Linked DNA regions of Homo sapiens: region 2 is linked to region 1. A link is a contact called in ENCODE Hi-C data. All regions are on one chromosome and are shown on one strand. The core of a region is the stretch at or near the end of the contact, and the rest is flanking DNA. Distances in the headings are between cores, read along the strand shown.

What was found. A loop is a pair of places that touch in the nucleus more often than their neighbours do. Pooled maps may share reads with other maps.
Region 2: a loop to region 1 is called in a pooled map, with 7 times the contacts of the local background. The contact joins the promoter of COL6A2 here to the promoter of DIP2A in region 1. A Hi-C loop is called at or near these places in 4 of 50 pooled maps.

What each region holds. Positions count from the first base shown.
Region 1 is chr21:46,456,254-46,463,616 of GRCh38, reverse strand. It overlaps DIP2A (disco interacting protein 2 homolog A), which reads right to left and starts at 4,726. Exons shown (of 38, transcript NM_015151.4): 1 at 4,395-4,726. The coding sequence starts at 4,485. LOC124905046 (a long non-coding RNA gene) reads left to right here and starts at 4,904. Exons shown (of 2, transcript XR_007067915.1): 1 at 4,904-5,290. DIP2A-IT1 (DIP2A intronic transcript 1) reads right to left here and starts at 1,146. Exons shown (of 4, transcript NR_046400.1): 1 at 1,095-1,146; 2 at 854-905; 3 at 389-551. RefSeq lists enhancers at 3,533-3,602, 5,373-5,512 and silencers at 4,323-4,392, 4,583-5,132.
Region 2 is chr21:46,093,946-46,101,308 of GRCh38, reverse strand. COL6A2 (collagen type VI alpha 2 chain) reads right to left here and starts at 3,197. Exons shown (of 28, transcript NM_001849.4): 1 at 3,136-3,197. COL6A2-DT (COL6A2 divergent transcript) reads left to right here and starts at 3,664. Exons shown (of 2, transcript NR_186433.1): 1 at 3,664-3,837. RefSeq lists an enhancer at 3,080-3,374.

The DNA of each region.
Region 1 (7,363 bases), core at 3,477-5,976:
TCTTCCTGTATACCCAGAGTTTTTTCCCCCTTTTCATTTTATTCCATCTAGACTAGAAGTCCTGCATTGTTAGAATATAAGAAATCAAGAAAAAGACTAAAGTTAAAGCTATGGAATAGACCTATTAACCAGAATAAAGTAATTGGAATGGGATAAAGGTAGCCTATTGTGTAGGAATTTCCTCTCTAACCCACTGTAGTCTATTAAAACAAAGAACAAAATACCACTGTCCATGTTTTTAAAGCAGTTCAGCAGCAATAGCTCCAAGACACGTACAGCACTGGTGTGCCAAAATCAGCTGTGAGGTGTGTCCAAGGTAATTTGTTACAGCAACAGGCAAAGCACAAAGGTTTGGGAATTAATTCTTTTTTAAATATCAAGGTTATACCTCTAATGATCTCACTTCCATCAATGAACATCCTGATAGGTTTTCAGGAACCACACATATGAATTCTTCTGTATGTGTTCATGATTGGGGGGCAGGGGGTCTAAGAAGAGTGGGGTTCCATGTACTTCTACTCTTCATCTTCATCTTAATCTGAAGCAGACTCCTAAGTCAAGAGGGCAAAACAGCCAGAAAAGTTAAGGAGCAAGAACACAGCTATGCCTTATTTCCCTCTTGGGAATCTATAACAGAAATTCAGCAAACTTGCCCTATGGAAATAAATCATAGCATTCTACCAGAACCTTCCCTCAGGGCCAACGCCAATCACTATGGTTGATGATGAGAATGCAGTGAGGATGCTGGAGAATAAGGCCAGGTGTGAGGTATGAAGAAAGGCAGAGGATACTTTCAACAGGCTGAGGGGAAGGCATGCAGGATTTTCTAGATTATTCAGGTATCACTCATTACCAGTTTCTGTTGAAGACAGCATCTTTGTCACTGTTAAGCTTCTTCTTCCAACCTACCAAGCACAGTGACAACTCTTAAGTTTTAGGCAATTTCTCACTTAGATAAATGTGAATGCTATAAAAAAGTTACACTATTTTGACAATATATAAAAATTATAACAATGAAACACTAATGTTGGTTGTTTTAGGACTATAACTCATTACTAATATCTCCCTTTAATTATATAAATAAAACACCTTACCAGTTTCGAAGCATTTTCACACACACTATGTGACTGAATCTTGACAATAAACCTGGAATGTCAATAAAGCTGGTATTCACCCCCTTTTACAGCTAACTAAACCCACGTTTAGAGACATTGTAATCCACAGGAGATTCACAGACACTTTACCAGATGCCCACCACTGTGTGAAGAAGCCAAAAATCTGCCTAAAACAAAGTCCTTACCAGTAAGCATCTCCAAATCCAACAGGGAGAGCCCACGTCAACAACAACCACCACATAAACTACATAAGCCAGCATTAACCTGTGGAAGCGCCCTGGAAGCAGGTCCACGTGTGACTGTGCCTAAGTAATCACTGACCTATTTTGGCCAAAAGAAAAGTGTCAGGCCAGTCTAGGAGCAGGGAAAGAAGCCAAGAAGCCAGAGCTTCCACCTCCTTGGCTGCCACTCTACTACTCTGTTCTCTGCTGTCTTCCCTTTAACACTTTTTTTTGAGACAAGGTCCCACTCTGTCTCCCAGGCTGGAATGCAGTGACACTATAAAGGCTCACAACCTCGTCAGGTGATCCTCCCACCTCGGCCCCTCAAGTAGCTGGGACTACAGGCACACACCACCATGCCCAGCCAATTTTTTTTTTTTTTTGGAAGAGGCAGGGTCTCCCTATGTTGCCTAGGCTGGTCTCAAACTCCTGGGCTCAAGTGATCCTCCTGCCTGGGCCTCCCAAAATGCAAACATAACAGGCCTAAGCCACCATTTCTGGGCTCAATACTTTTTTTGTTTACCCCCTTTCTCAGCTTAAGCTATTTTTCGAGGTTCCTCTCCATGTTACATAATCTTATACCTTTACTTACCTATACATCCCCTACATATCTCTAAGATGACAATAGCATAAATGGATCCAACAGATAGGAAACATTTCTTTCATTTAAGTACTTGTGTTCTGTCGCACAAATTATAAAGTTCTTTGAGGAAAGGATTCAATTGTCAATGCCTAGCAAGCACTCAAACACAACTACAACACAAAAAATTGAGGGAATAATGAATACATTGGAGCAGAAATTAGGAGCAATACGCAAAAATATGTTTGAAATGCACAGAATCTAAACTGCGTATATGTGATTTTCCCTAAAGAGCCTTAACAAATGCAGTACAGTAGATCCTGTCAAACCCATTCCTAATTTAAGTTTGTCAGACTGCCTAGGAGCATCTAATCACCAAGAATTCTCAAATCCATCCATTTCTTTCCTTTTTTTTTTTTTTTTTTTTTTGGTGAGAAGAGACAGGTTCTCGCTCTGTTGCCCAGGCTGGAGTGCTCCAGTGCTCAGGTGATCCTCCTGCCTCAGCCTCCCAAGTAGCTGGGACTACAGGTGCACACCACCATGCCCAGCTAATTTTTTTTAATACTGTAGAGACAGAGTCTTGCTATGTTACCCAAGCTGTTCTGAACTCCCGTCTCCAAGCCAACGTGGCCTCCCAAAGTGTTGGGATTACAAGCATGAGCCACTGTGTACTCAGCCTGTACTTCCATTTTTAAAAATGTGCCACAAGCCAGGCACGGTGGCTCATGCCTGTAATCCCAGCACTTTGGGAGGCCGAGGCAGGCGGACCACCTGAGGTCAGGAGTTTGAGACCAGCCTGGTCAACATGGTGATACCTTGCCTCTACTAAAAATACGAAAATTAGCTGGGCGTGGTGGCAAGCCCCTGTAATCCCAGCTACTCGGGAGGCTGAGGCAGAAGAATCATTTCTACCTGGGAGGCAGAGGTTGCAGTGAGCCGAGATCACGCCATTGCACTCCAGCCTGGGCAACAGAGCAAGACTCCGTCTCAAAAAAAAAAAATGTGCCACATGTCACAACATTGTTAAAAATCTGAATGCTGAATTCAAAATAGTTGCAAGTACATGTTGTATTATATGTAAAACAAGATCACAACAGCATCTACCTCCCTAAGGTTGGCAAGGATTAAATGACTTACTGTATGCTAGTGCATATTATTTAGATGTTTTGAGAAATAACTACCCCAGACCCAGCAAAATCTTATCAATCTGAAACTTAAATTAAGGATAATAAGATTATTTAAAAAATGGATTCTAAAAGCTGAAAATGCATTTAGATCTCAAAAACAGAGTAAGAATCAATTACATGCTTTTCTTCAAGGACTGCAAGTCCTTTCTGACACTGGAGAAGAACTTAACTCTTTCCCAAAGACAGCCAAAAGGAATATCAGGACACAGGCCTTGAAAGGGATAACATCCAAATGGGAAATGCCACCCACCACCTCTGAAGCCAGATTACTCCAGTCTATTTTTATCAACCAACCATTTATACGACTTTTTTTTTTTACTTTAAAAAATTCCATGAGGGGGCTAACAACTCCTAAGTGTTATGTGCTTTGCATATATTAAGGTATTTTAGCCTCATAACAATCCAAAATGGAAAGTGCTGGTATAACCCCACTTTATAGATAATAAAATGAGGCACAGGGTGCAGCTCCTAGAGTATGAGGCGCGCGGCAAGGGCTCCCAGCTCCAAGGGAAGTAGCTGCCTGCGGACAACGGGCGCAGTCATCCTGGTGAAGCCCAGACCAAGCCCAGACCTACAGCCTTGAGAAAAGCGGGGCTCACAGCTTGGGGCAAAAGTGGTCATTCCTCTCAAGATTCTCACACCTGTCCAAACGACCTAGTCAAAGCCAGTCCTTGGGGTCGGATCCCATTGGGGGAGCAGCTGGGGATAGGGAAAGGTCTCCAGAAGTTTGGCAGGCGTCCCGGGGTGAGGAGTAAGGGTCCCAGGTGTGAAGGGCCTGGGGGGAGGAGTCCTTGTATGGGGGAGGGGTCCTTGTATGAGAGGCGGGGCAGTGGTCCCTGGTTTGAGGGGCCGCGCGGGTGTCCCGGGGCTGAGGGTCGGGAGTCCGGAGGGGCAGCGCGGGGCTCCCAGGGTGAAGGGCGGGGTCCCCGGGGTGAGGGGCCGCGCGGGGTTCCGGGGGTGAGGGGCAGGAGGTCCCGGGGGTGAGGGGCGGGAGTTCCCGGGGGTAAGGGGCCGGGGTCTCGGGGCGAGGGGTCGTGCTGGGGTCCCACATGAGGGGCGGGGTCCTAGGGTTGAGGAACGGTGTCTCCGGGGCGAGGGGCGGGTTCCAGGGTAGAGGAACCGGGGTCCCGTTGAGGGGCAGAGGTCCCAGGGGCGAGGCCGCGTGGGGGTCCCGGGGGTGAAGGGCGGGGGTCCTGGAGTGAGGGGCCGCGCGGGGGTCCCGGAGTGAGGGGCTGCGCGGGGGACCGGGCTGAGGGCGGGTCGCGGGGGTTGAGGGCGGGGTCCGGCTCACCTTCCGACAGCTCCAGCTCCAGCTCAGCCAGGCTCTCCCGCACCTCGGCAGGCAGCGGCGCCGCCTCCAGCGGGCACCCGCGGTCAGCCATGGCCAGGCCGGCTAGCGTCCGGGCAGAGGCTGGAACCGGACCGGGCCTGGCGGCGGCAGCGCAAACCTCGGCTACGTAGCTCCCCTCAGGCCAACAACCTACATCCGCCAGGCGAGGAGCGGGAGGCGGCGGGACAGGGGCGCGGCCAGGACAGCAACGCACCCGCGCGGGCACGAGCGCGGATGGCTCCGCCGCGCCGCCGCTGCCCCGCGCGCTCCTGAGCGCCCGGCCGGCCCTACACGGGAGCGCGTGCGCGGCGGGAAGGGCGGGTAGCGAGCGCGCGTGCGCAGTGGGTCTCGGGCCCGCGCAGCCCTCCCGGCCCCGCCCAGCAACACCAGAGCCTCGCTTCCATTGGCCCCGAAGACGCGTCGATGCCGCTCCGGGCTCCCATTGGGAGAGGCGGGAGAGCGCCGCTCCCGACAGGCTCTGCGCTGGGCCTGCTTGAGGGTGGCGGGCTTGAGGCGGGCAGGCTGCTTAGTTGCGGCCCGAGGCGCCTAAGTGGGGATGACCAACCCGTGGGCGTTGGCGCTGACCCCTAGGCGCCGCTGGTGGCCCCGCGCGCGGCCCTCCGGCCAGCCCCGCCCCTCTCGGGGCTCCTCCTTGGTCCCCGCGCCATGGCGCGTCCGCGTTGACCGCTGTCTTCCCTTTCGGGCTGTGCTGATCGCGAACGCTGCGCAGTCCGTGGTGGCGTCGAGGCACCTTTCTCGTGCCTTTACCTGTGTTCACTCCTTTGCTTTAAAAAACAGCCCTAGAAGTACACATCGTTGGCCCCGAAGGAGCCCCAGCAGCCATGTCGGACCGCGAGGTGACCTTGGAGGGCGGGAGGACGGACGAGGGGCCTGGCGGAGCTAGACTGAGAGGGCGCCGCCGGCGTCCTGAAGGCCCTGCTCCCCGAATGTGTGGGAGTGTGTCTGACGGTGCGAGGGTGGCTGTGGCGGGGCCTGAGCAGCGTGTCCGTGTCCCGATGCCGCCCGCCTGTTACTGAGTTAGGCAGGAGTGCCCGAGTCTGGCGAACTTCAGCAGTTCTCGTTCCAGAGCTCCACACGAGGTTGGCCAAAGCTTTGCGGGACTTACATACCCTTCTTCCTCCGCCCAGTCCTGCTTCCTTCCCCTTCCTTTCACGGGTGTTGATACCATGTCAACATCCTCGTACCCCAAACTCAGTCGCAGCGTCTGCTTCTGGAGAAACCATTCTGCAGCATTAAAGCTGGTGAGAAGATGGGATTCGAGGCTGCATCACTCACCAGTGGTGAAGTAGGAGGGTGAACTAGTGAAATGGAATCCACGAGTGGGTGAAGTATCAGACATTTCATATATGGTGAACGTAGTAGATAAAAGGAAGGAAAGGGGGATTGGATAGCTATTGCTTAGTGCCAACCGAGACTCTTAAGAATAGTGGTCAGCTGAAGGCAAGCAACAAACAGTTGTAAGCCAGTGAATCTGTCCCGTTACATATAGAGAAGCTTCATTTACTGCAGCAGGTCAAAGACAAGAACCAGGCCCAGGAATTAACATCCCTGTTTGACTGAACTCCAAAAATAGCAAAACACCCAAACAAGGCAATACTCTTCCACTAAGTTTGGATCCCTGCTAAGAAAAGATGAGGCTGGGCACAGTGGCTCACACCTGTAATCCCAGCACTTTGGGAGGCCAAGGCGGGAAGATTGCTTGAGTTCAGGAGTTCAAGACCAGCTTGGGCAACATGACAAAACCCCATCTCTACTGAAAACACAAAAAATTAGCCGGGCATGGTGGCCACGGCTGTGGTCCCAGCTGCTTGGGAGGCTAAGGTGGGTGGATCACCTGAGCCCTGGAAGTCAGGGCTGTAGTGAGCTGTGACTGCACTCCAGCCTGGGCAACAGGAGTGAGACTCTGTCTTTTAAAAAAAAAAAAGAAAGAAAAGAAAAGCCCGTCATACATGGGTTGGAGATACCTGGGTAGATGCCTTCAAAGGTTTTGACTCCCCAAACTGCCTTAAACCTTTTTTTCGTAGACAGTGTCTCACTCTGTTGCCCAGGCTGGAGTGCAGTTGCTGGATCATGGCCCACTGTAGCCTCAACTTCCTGGGCTCAAACGATCCTCCCACCTGAGCCTCCTAAGTAACTGGGACTACAGGTATGTGTCACCACACCTGGATACATTTTTTATTACTTGTAGAGGCAAGGTCTTGCTATGTTGCCCGGGCTTGTCTCAAACTTCTAGGCTCCAGTGAGCCATCACACCTGGCCTGCCTTGAACCTGAAGCCTGCCGGGGTGGCTCACCTCTCCTATTAACCTGACACTACTCCTCCTCCCTCCACTTACTGCTCAGTAGATGTATAATTATGGTTGTTTCTTTTGCATTATTCAGCTGGAAACAATGAGATAGAAAAGAGAATATAGCTCCCTCCCCCTCAGAAGAACTGCGTTATTAGTTTGCTGGGGCTTCAGTAACAAACTGGGCAGACATTTATTGTCTCCCAGTTCTGGAGGCTAGAAGTCTGAGATCAAAGTTTTCACAGGGTTGGTTCCTTCTGGGGCTGGGAGGGAGAATCTGTCTCATGCCTCTCTCCCAGCTTCTGGTGGTTTGCTGGCAGTCTTTGGTTCCTTGGCTTATAGAGGCATTGTCCCAGTCCTGCCTTTATATTCACATGGTGATCTTGTTGTGTGTGTCTCTCCAGACGAAGGCATAAGTAACATCATTGACAAAGGTCATTCGACATGGGCCTCTTTTTAGAAGGACACCAGTCATACTGATTAGGGCCCACTCTAATGAGCGCATCTTAACTTGTCTACAAAGACCCATTTCCAAATAATGTCACATTCACATTGACCAGGGGTTAGGGCTTCAGCATCTTTTGAGAGGGACACACTTCAGCCCATAACAAGCTGTACCACC
Region 2 (7,363 bases), core at 1,948-4,447, 360 kb after region 1:
TTAATATCCAGAATATACAGAGAACTCCTAAAATTCAACAACAAAAAACAATCAACTTGATTCAAAAATAGGTCAAGGACTTAAACAGATATTTCTCCCAAGAGATATATAAATGGCCAACAAGCACATGAAAAGATGCTCAACGTCACTAATCATGAGGGAAATGCAAGTCAAAACCACAGTGAGATACCACCTCACACCCATTAGGATGGTTAACATTTAAAAAAAACCAAGCGAACCCGGAAAATGACACCTGTTGGTGCAGATGTGGAGAAACTGGACCCTTGTGCACTGTTGGCAGGAAAGCAAAATGGTGCAGCCACCGTGGGAAACAGTGAGGCAATTAATTCTCAAAAAAATGAAAAAATCAAATGATCCACATTTCCACTTCTGGGAACATACTCAAAAGAAGTGAAAGTGGGATCTCCAAGAGGTATCTGTGTGGTGTGTTCATGGCCACATCATTCACAGTAGCTCAAACGTGGAAGCAACACAAGTGTCCAGCAACAGACGAATGGGTAAACAAAATGCAGGGCATGCATGCAGTGGAATACTGCTCAGCCTTACAAAGGAAGGGAATGCTGACATACGTTACAGTGTGGATCAATCTGGAGGACATTAAGCCACGTGAAATAAGCCAGTCACAAAAGGAGACATTTCATACGATTTCACTCATATGAGTCACCTAAATGGCCAAATTCCTGGAAACATAAAGTAGGATGGTGGCTGCCAGGGGAGGGAAGGGGTGATGCGAGTTGGTGCTCCATGGGCTTCAGTTTGACAAGAGGAAAAGAGTTCCGGAGATGGACCTTGGTGATGGCTACACAACACTATGAATGTACTTACTGTCGCTGAACTAGCTGCACACTTAAAAATGGTTAAGACAGTACATTTTATATTGTATACCACAATAAAAAATTCGGGAAAATAAAGCTTTTTCAAATCAATAAAAAAAGAAAAAACCCCCCAAACACCCCAAACAAACAAACAAACAAACACATCCATGGCCTGGGCAACATAGTGAGACCCCGTCTCTTAAAAGAAAATTAGCTGGGCACAGTGGTGCATGCCTGTAGTCCCCGCTACTCGGAGGCTGAGGTGGAGGCTCGCTTGAGCCAGGGATGTGCAGATTGCAGTGAGCAGTGATAGCACCACCACACTCCAGCCTGGGTGACAGAGCAAGACCCTGTCTCAAAAAACAAACAAACAAACAAAAAACCAAAAAAACCCAAAAAGCGAACATCCATTAGGAACATGGGGACATCACAACCAGGCAATGCACATCACTACACACGGTCAGTGATCAAACAGCCCAAATAGCCTTGTACTGCACAAAAACCAAAGACATGCAGAACAAACCCCCCAACAAGGCATCATTCCTTATCTATGAAATGAGAAAAAAAAAAAAAAAAAAAAAAAGACAGTGCTGCTATCCATTGTGGAGACAGGTTCCCCGCCACTTCTGGGATGGGCATCTGACGTTTCTGACCTCTGGACCCAGATGCCGCCCTTCTAAGAGCAGGCGCCCTGTGAGCTGGGATTCCCACCACCCCTGCCCATTACAGCCTCCACTGCAGGCCAGGAAGGGCCGCTGGGCGGGGCTGGGTGTTTGGATCCTGGGCGGACCTGGGCAGCCCCGTCCCAGCCAGTGCCCCGCGGGCTGGGTAGGGCCCCTTCCATGAGCAGCACCAGGACCCCTGCTTGTGGCGGGTGAGCCCCGCATCAGGCGCCCGACTTTGCATAAACGTGAAATAGGCCACAGGAGGCAGCAACTCAACGTGCAGGGCCGTGTTTAAGAGAAAGCATCTCACCGGGCCTTTCTTTCCTTTTTTTTTTTTTTTTTTTTTTTTTTTGAGACAGTCTCGCTCCCTCACCCAGGCTGGAGTGCAGTGGCGCGATCTCAGCTCACTGCAGCCTCCGCCTCCCAGGTTCAAGTGATTTTCTCCTGCCTCAGCCTCCCGATTAGCTGGGATTACAGGTGCCTGCCACCACGCCCGGCTAATTTTTTTTTGTATTTTTAGTAGAGACGGGGTTTCACCCTGTTGGCCAGGCTGGTCTCGAACTCCTGACCTCAGGTGATCTGCCCGCCTCGGCCTCCCCAAGTGTTGGGATTACAGGCGTGAGCCACCGTGCCCGGTCTGGCCTTTCTTGAAATAATCACCAGAGTCGAAGTGCAAGGGGGCCTCCAAGCCAGAGCTGTGTTATCCCAAGAACAAGGAGCTCCGCGGATCGCAGGCCCCTCCTTTCTGGGTTCCGACCCCAAAGGGAAGGTCCCTTCTCCAGGGGCGTCCTAGGCGCGGGCACCGGGGTTCTGCTGGCACAGCCCGGATGGGCGCCGCTCGCCCGCACACCTGCGGCTCCACAGAGGGCCGATCCGTTCGGTTGCCAGCAGTGGAGACCCAGGCCCAGCGGTTCCACCAGCGCCCCGGCGGAGTCCCAGGGCGGGTGTGGGCGGCCCGGCAGGGGCTGCGGGTCGCTGTCAGCCCGGGTCCCGCCGCCCTGGGGAGCCGCCTCCGTCTGCAGCTTCTCCTGGGCCTGGCGGGGCCCTGGTGGGCTCCAGGCCGGGAGGGGCGCAGCGATGGGGCGTCGGGGCCACCCGCGTCCCCTCCCCGCCCAGTCCCGCCCTCGGGCACCGAAAGCCCCTCCTCCCCCCGCCCCGCCGCCCCTTCCGTCCGGCCCGGGGAGAGGCCCTGCGCCCCCGGAGGTCCCAGCCAGCCGGGGCGTCTTCCCCGCGGGCCGGAGCCGGACCCGAACCGCTCGCAGACGCGGGGCCTGGCGGGGCGTGCGGTGCCGGGGTCGTCTCGGGAGCGGGGGTCCCAGCACCGAGCTCGGGCGCAGACAGGGACCCCCCCACCCCGCCCAGGCCGGCTCCGCCCCAGAGGAGGCCGCGGGGAGGTGGCCCCAAGTCGCGCGCCCGAGGGTCGGACCCAGAGACGCGGAGCCACAGGGGCAGGCGCGGCCCCAGCCCCGCGAGGAGGAGCCCCGAACCCGCCGAGCCCCCCGCCGTCCCTGGGGCTGGAGTCCCCCTTCCCGGGGACCCGAGGGACGGAGCCGCCGCCGCCGCCTTCCCAGGACTCGGGGTCACCCCCCGCGGGCCGAGCGGCTTCCAGGGTGCGGGGTCCGGGAGGCGCTCACCTGGTCCCGAGGAGGCTCCGCTCCCGACGGCCCGAGGCGCGGGCGCCGAGTAAGCAGCAGGGAGGGAACCGCGGCCGGCGCCGCCCCCTTTATACCCCGCCCCGCCGGCCTGACCCGCCCCGCCGCCAGGAAGCGCTGCGGCCCCGCGGATGGGAGGAGGGGGCCGGGGGCACGGGAGGGGGATGGGAGGGAAGCGGGGACCCTCGAGGGCGGGAGGCTGGAGGAGGTGGAGAGGGTGGGGACCCCCCTGCAGCCCGGGCCGAGCTCCCCCGCCAGCCCCTGCCCGCTGCTGCTCGGACTTCGCGTCCCGGGCCCGGCCGCCCGTCGCCCCCGCCCCATTTCCCGGACGACCTGGCTGGGGCTGTGTCCGCCTCCGGGGCCCTGGGTGTTGGGGACCGCGCCCCGCACGCAGGGCCGACGGGGGCCCTGGGACTCGCCCCTTGGTAGCAGCTGCCCTGGGGGGTGCAGGGTTCCCCCCATCAGCCCCCCGACCCCTCCCCTACCCCGTGTCCTGTGTCCGGCTTGCTCAGGCCTCCCGCGAGAGGCCCCGGGTCAGGAGCTCCTGCAGAAACTGCCGCTCCTGGGGCCTGAGGGTGGGGAGCCGGGAGGGCAGGGACAGCAGAGCCTGGGCGCGGAGGTTGGGGCAGAGCCTGGGCATGCGGCGAGCCACCCCTGCCACCCCTTTCCCGCTGGAAACCACAGGTGGGCTTGGTGCTGGGCCCTGGGACCACCGTGAGGTCCCCACCTGAGCCCAGCCGGGGACAGAGTGACAGGGGTCCCTGGTAGGGCTCTGTCTGGGGTCCCCACTCCCCACCCTGGTCACAGTCCCCCAGCCAGGGCCGGGGTTCCTCCTTGAGGTGAGGCGCAGCCGGGTTGGGGAGAGGTCCCTGGGCTCCGGGACAGGGCTCCCTTCAGAGCTGTCCTGGAAGGTGGCGGAGCGGCTGGGGGCGAGGTCCCTCTTCTGATGAGCAGGTTTGCAAATGTGGTGTGTGTGTGTGTCTGAGACTGAGTGTGTGTGGTGTGTGCATCTGAGTGTGTGGTGTGTGTCTGTGTCTGAGACTGAGTTTGAGTCTGTGGTGTGTGTATCTGTGTGTGGTGTGTGTCTGTGTCTGAGACTGTGTGCATCTGTGAGTGTGTGGTGTGTGTCTGCGTCTGAGGTTGAGTGTGAATGTGTGTGTCTAAGTGTGCCTGAGTGTGAGTGTATGTGCCTAAGTGTGCCTGAGTGTGGCAGCCACATGGTAGCCATGAGTCCAGGGCTCCTGCCTGCTGCTCCTGAGCACAGCTGACGGCGGGCACCGTGTGCCACTCCCCTGGGTCCATGCCGAACTCTCACCTGGGCAATGCCTCCTGCTTCCAAGCCAGCAGCTCCCAGGGGGAAGCCAGGCCCCTCCTCACAAGACCAGAATCCTTTAGGGGTTACCTTGGCTCCAGAAGTTCTCCCTCGGCCTGGCCAGCACTGTCTAGGGGCACGTGCTGGCCAAGGCTCCCCGTATCTCCTTCACAGGGGTCTCACCTGTGGTCTGAGGCTTCCGTCCTCTTTGGCCACCCCCCCAGCATCCTTCACAGACATTGCACTGATAAATCTCCAGTCACGTCAGAGCTTCCATGGCACCTGCCTCTTGGAAGACCCCAATTAACACAAGTGGTGCAGGAGGGGCCTGAGACTCAGCTGGTGCGGTGGCCGTTTCCCGGCCAACACCGAGGACACCATTCTGGTTGATGTGGGGATATGGGTAATCTTTGGCACAAAGTTAGGGCCCCAATTGTTAAATGTTTTCACCAAGAGTGATCTGGGACGTTTTCCTGGTGGAAGGGGAGGCCTTGTGGGTGTGGCAGTTTCCCCCTTTCAGTGCATGGGGGGAGTGGGGTTGATGCTCCACAGAGGGATGAATGGAGATTGCGACGTTACCCACGGTTGCCCATCAGGCTTGGTGTGAGAACAAAGGGCCTCTCTGGTTGCTGAAAAGGAGTCCCATGTTTGGCAGAGGTAGAACCAGTATGGCTGAGGAGCCGACAGTGACTGTGGGGACCACCTAGCTCTAGGCATGTTTTGATGCCTGGCCACGGCTGGCCTATGTGAAGGTCTGGACCCCGGTTGGGAAAATCTGGGACCCTGAAACATGGGCTGAGACATCCAGGTGGAAGCCCTGAGGGCATGGCCCTGCAGACCCCTGTCCCCTCAGAGCTTGCAGAGGGGCCCCTCCTGCCCTTGGAAGCCAGCACTTCCTCTGTGCTGGAAGATGCTCCAGGGGCCTCCCCTACCAGAGCAGCAGGTGCCCTCACTGGGGGCTGCTCCACCTTGTCTCTTGGCTGCCAGCAGTGACTAGGGAGAAAGTCCAGGGTAACCTGGATGGGGACCTGCTAGGCCTGACCAGGGAGTAGAGAGGTTGCATGTCCAGGAACTGCACGAGGCAGCCAGCATGTGCCTGCAGGAGCCAGGGAACACCCCCGGTATTAGATTTCCAGGGTGCTTTATCCAGGGGGACAGAAGAACTATTGAGGCGGAGGCACTTGCTTGGCACATAGGATTAGTTACCTGGCAAGTTCTGCAGGTCGTGGGTCAAAGATGATTCTGGGATGGCTCCCAGAAGCCTGGAGAAAGCGATGGGTCATGTTGAGCCAAGCCGCCCTGGCGGACGGCAGAGGAAGGAAGAAAGAGGCCGAGGGCGGGGACTCCAGTAAAATATCGTGGTTCCCTACTCCATTCCTGGACTTGAGCTAATTTCCTGTCTGGAACCATTGATTGCAGAGGTGGCCAGGTCACCAGAAGGAAGGACCAGGCAATACCTTGACAAGGATGTTCTGTAGAATCCCGCTGTCACTCACTCAGCTGGCTGCACGCTGGGAAAATCCAGAGATTTTGAGGACAAATGGACGCGGGATGTGAGTGGACCTTGATACTGGAGGCCAAAAGTGTCGCTGTGGCCTCCCTGTTAGAGAAGGGGCTGACGGGGCCAGGTAATAAAAAGGAATCCTGGCTAAAGTGTTGGGCACAGTGAGACCCCTGGGCCAGAAGACCATCCAGTGGCCGCTTCCCTGCCCCCTGAGTATGTAATTATAATTTATGTACTTGGTGGCTGGAGTAGCCATATATTGGATCCCAGGCCTGTGTGGTGACAGACATCATAGTGGGGAAGTCCCCTTTCCATGGCCAAGAGAGTAAATCACAAACCACGTTGCATCCTGGGAGGATGGCACCACCGTTAAAGGCCTCACGGAGGCGAGGGTGGTGGACTGTCGTGTCTAATTCTCTGGCCTGGTCATTGCAAAGACTGATGGATCCTAGAAAGTGACGCCAGACCACTTAGCCTGAACCCGGTAGTAGCTCCAGTTGCATCTGCTGTGTCAGACGTATCATCGTAGCAGATTAATGAGGCCAGTGATTGGCCATTGCATTCTTTTCTATTCCAATTAGAAAAGAGGATCGGAAACAGTTTGCATTTACATGGGAGGAACAACAATACTCATTCCCAGTTTAGTGCAGGGCCACGCTAACTCTGTCCTCTGTCCTAATATTGCCTGAAAAGATCTGGGCACCTGAGCAGTGCACCGGACACCACACTGATCCATTACAGTGACGACATAATGGGCAGGAGGAGGAACAGGAGGGTCATGAGCTAGAGGCCTTATGAGACACATTTGCATCTGTGGGTGGGAGGTGAACTCCGAGGATTCAGGGACCTAACTTCATGGAAGTTTTTAGGGCACCAGTGATCAGGTTCATACCAGGACATCCTCTAAAGTAAAAGAGAAATTGCTACATCTTGCATCCCCTACTTCAAAGGAGGAAGCACAGGGCCTGACAGGCCTTTTTGGGTTCTGAAGGCAACATATTTAATTCCTGGGGGCACTGCTCTGACCCACGGCTTGGCTGACATGGAGGCTGCCAGCTTCGAGGCGGCCAGGAGCAGAAAATGACTGTCTGAGCAGCCCTGCCATCTGGGCCACGTGACCCAGCAGCCCCTGTGGTGTTGGAGGTGTCAGTGTGGGAGCAGGCAAGTGTGGGGCTGCGGCAAGCCGCAGTGGGAGAGCCAGAGCCTCTGGGTTTGGGTGGAGGCCGTGTCACCTGCAGAGGAAGCTGCTCACCTTTAGAGAAATGCTTCCTGTGGCCCAAGCAGGTGGGGCAGCCCAGCCGTGCATCTCTGTGCACACCAGGACCTGGCTTCAGGTTGGACTGATCAGGGGAGGCTGGGCACTTGCTTTGAGGCCTTGCTGGGACCTGCAATTT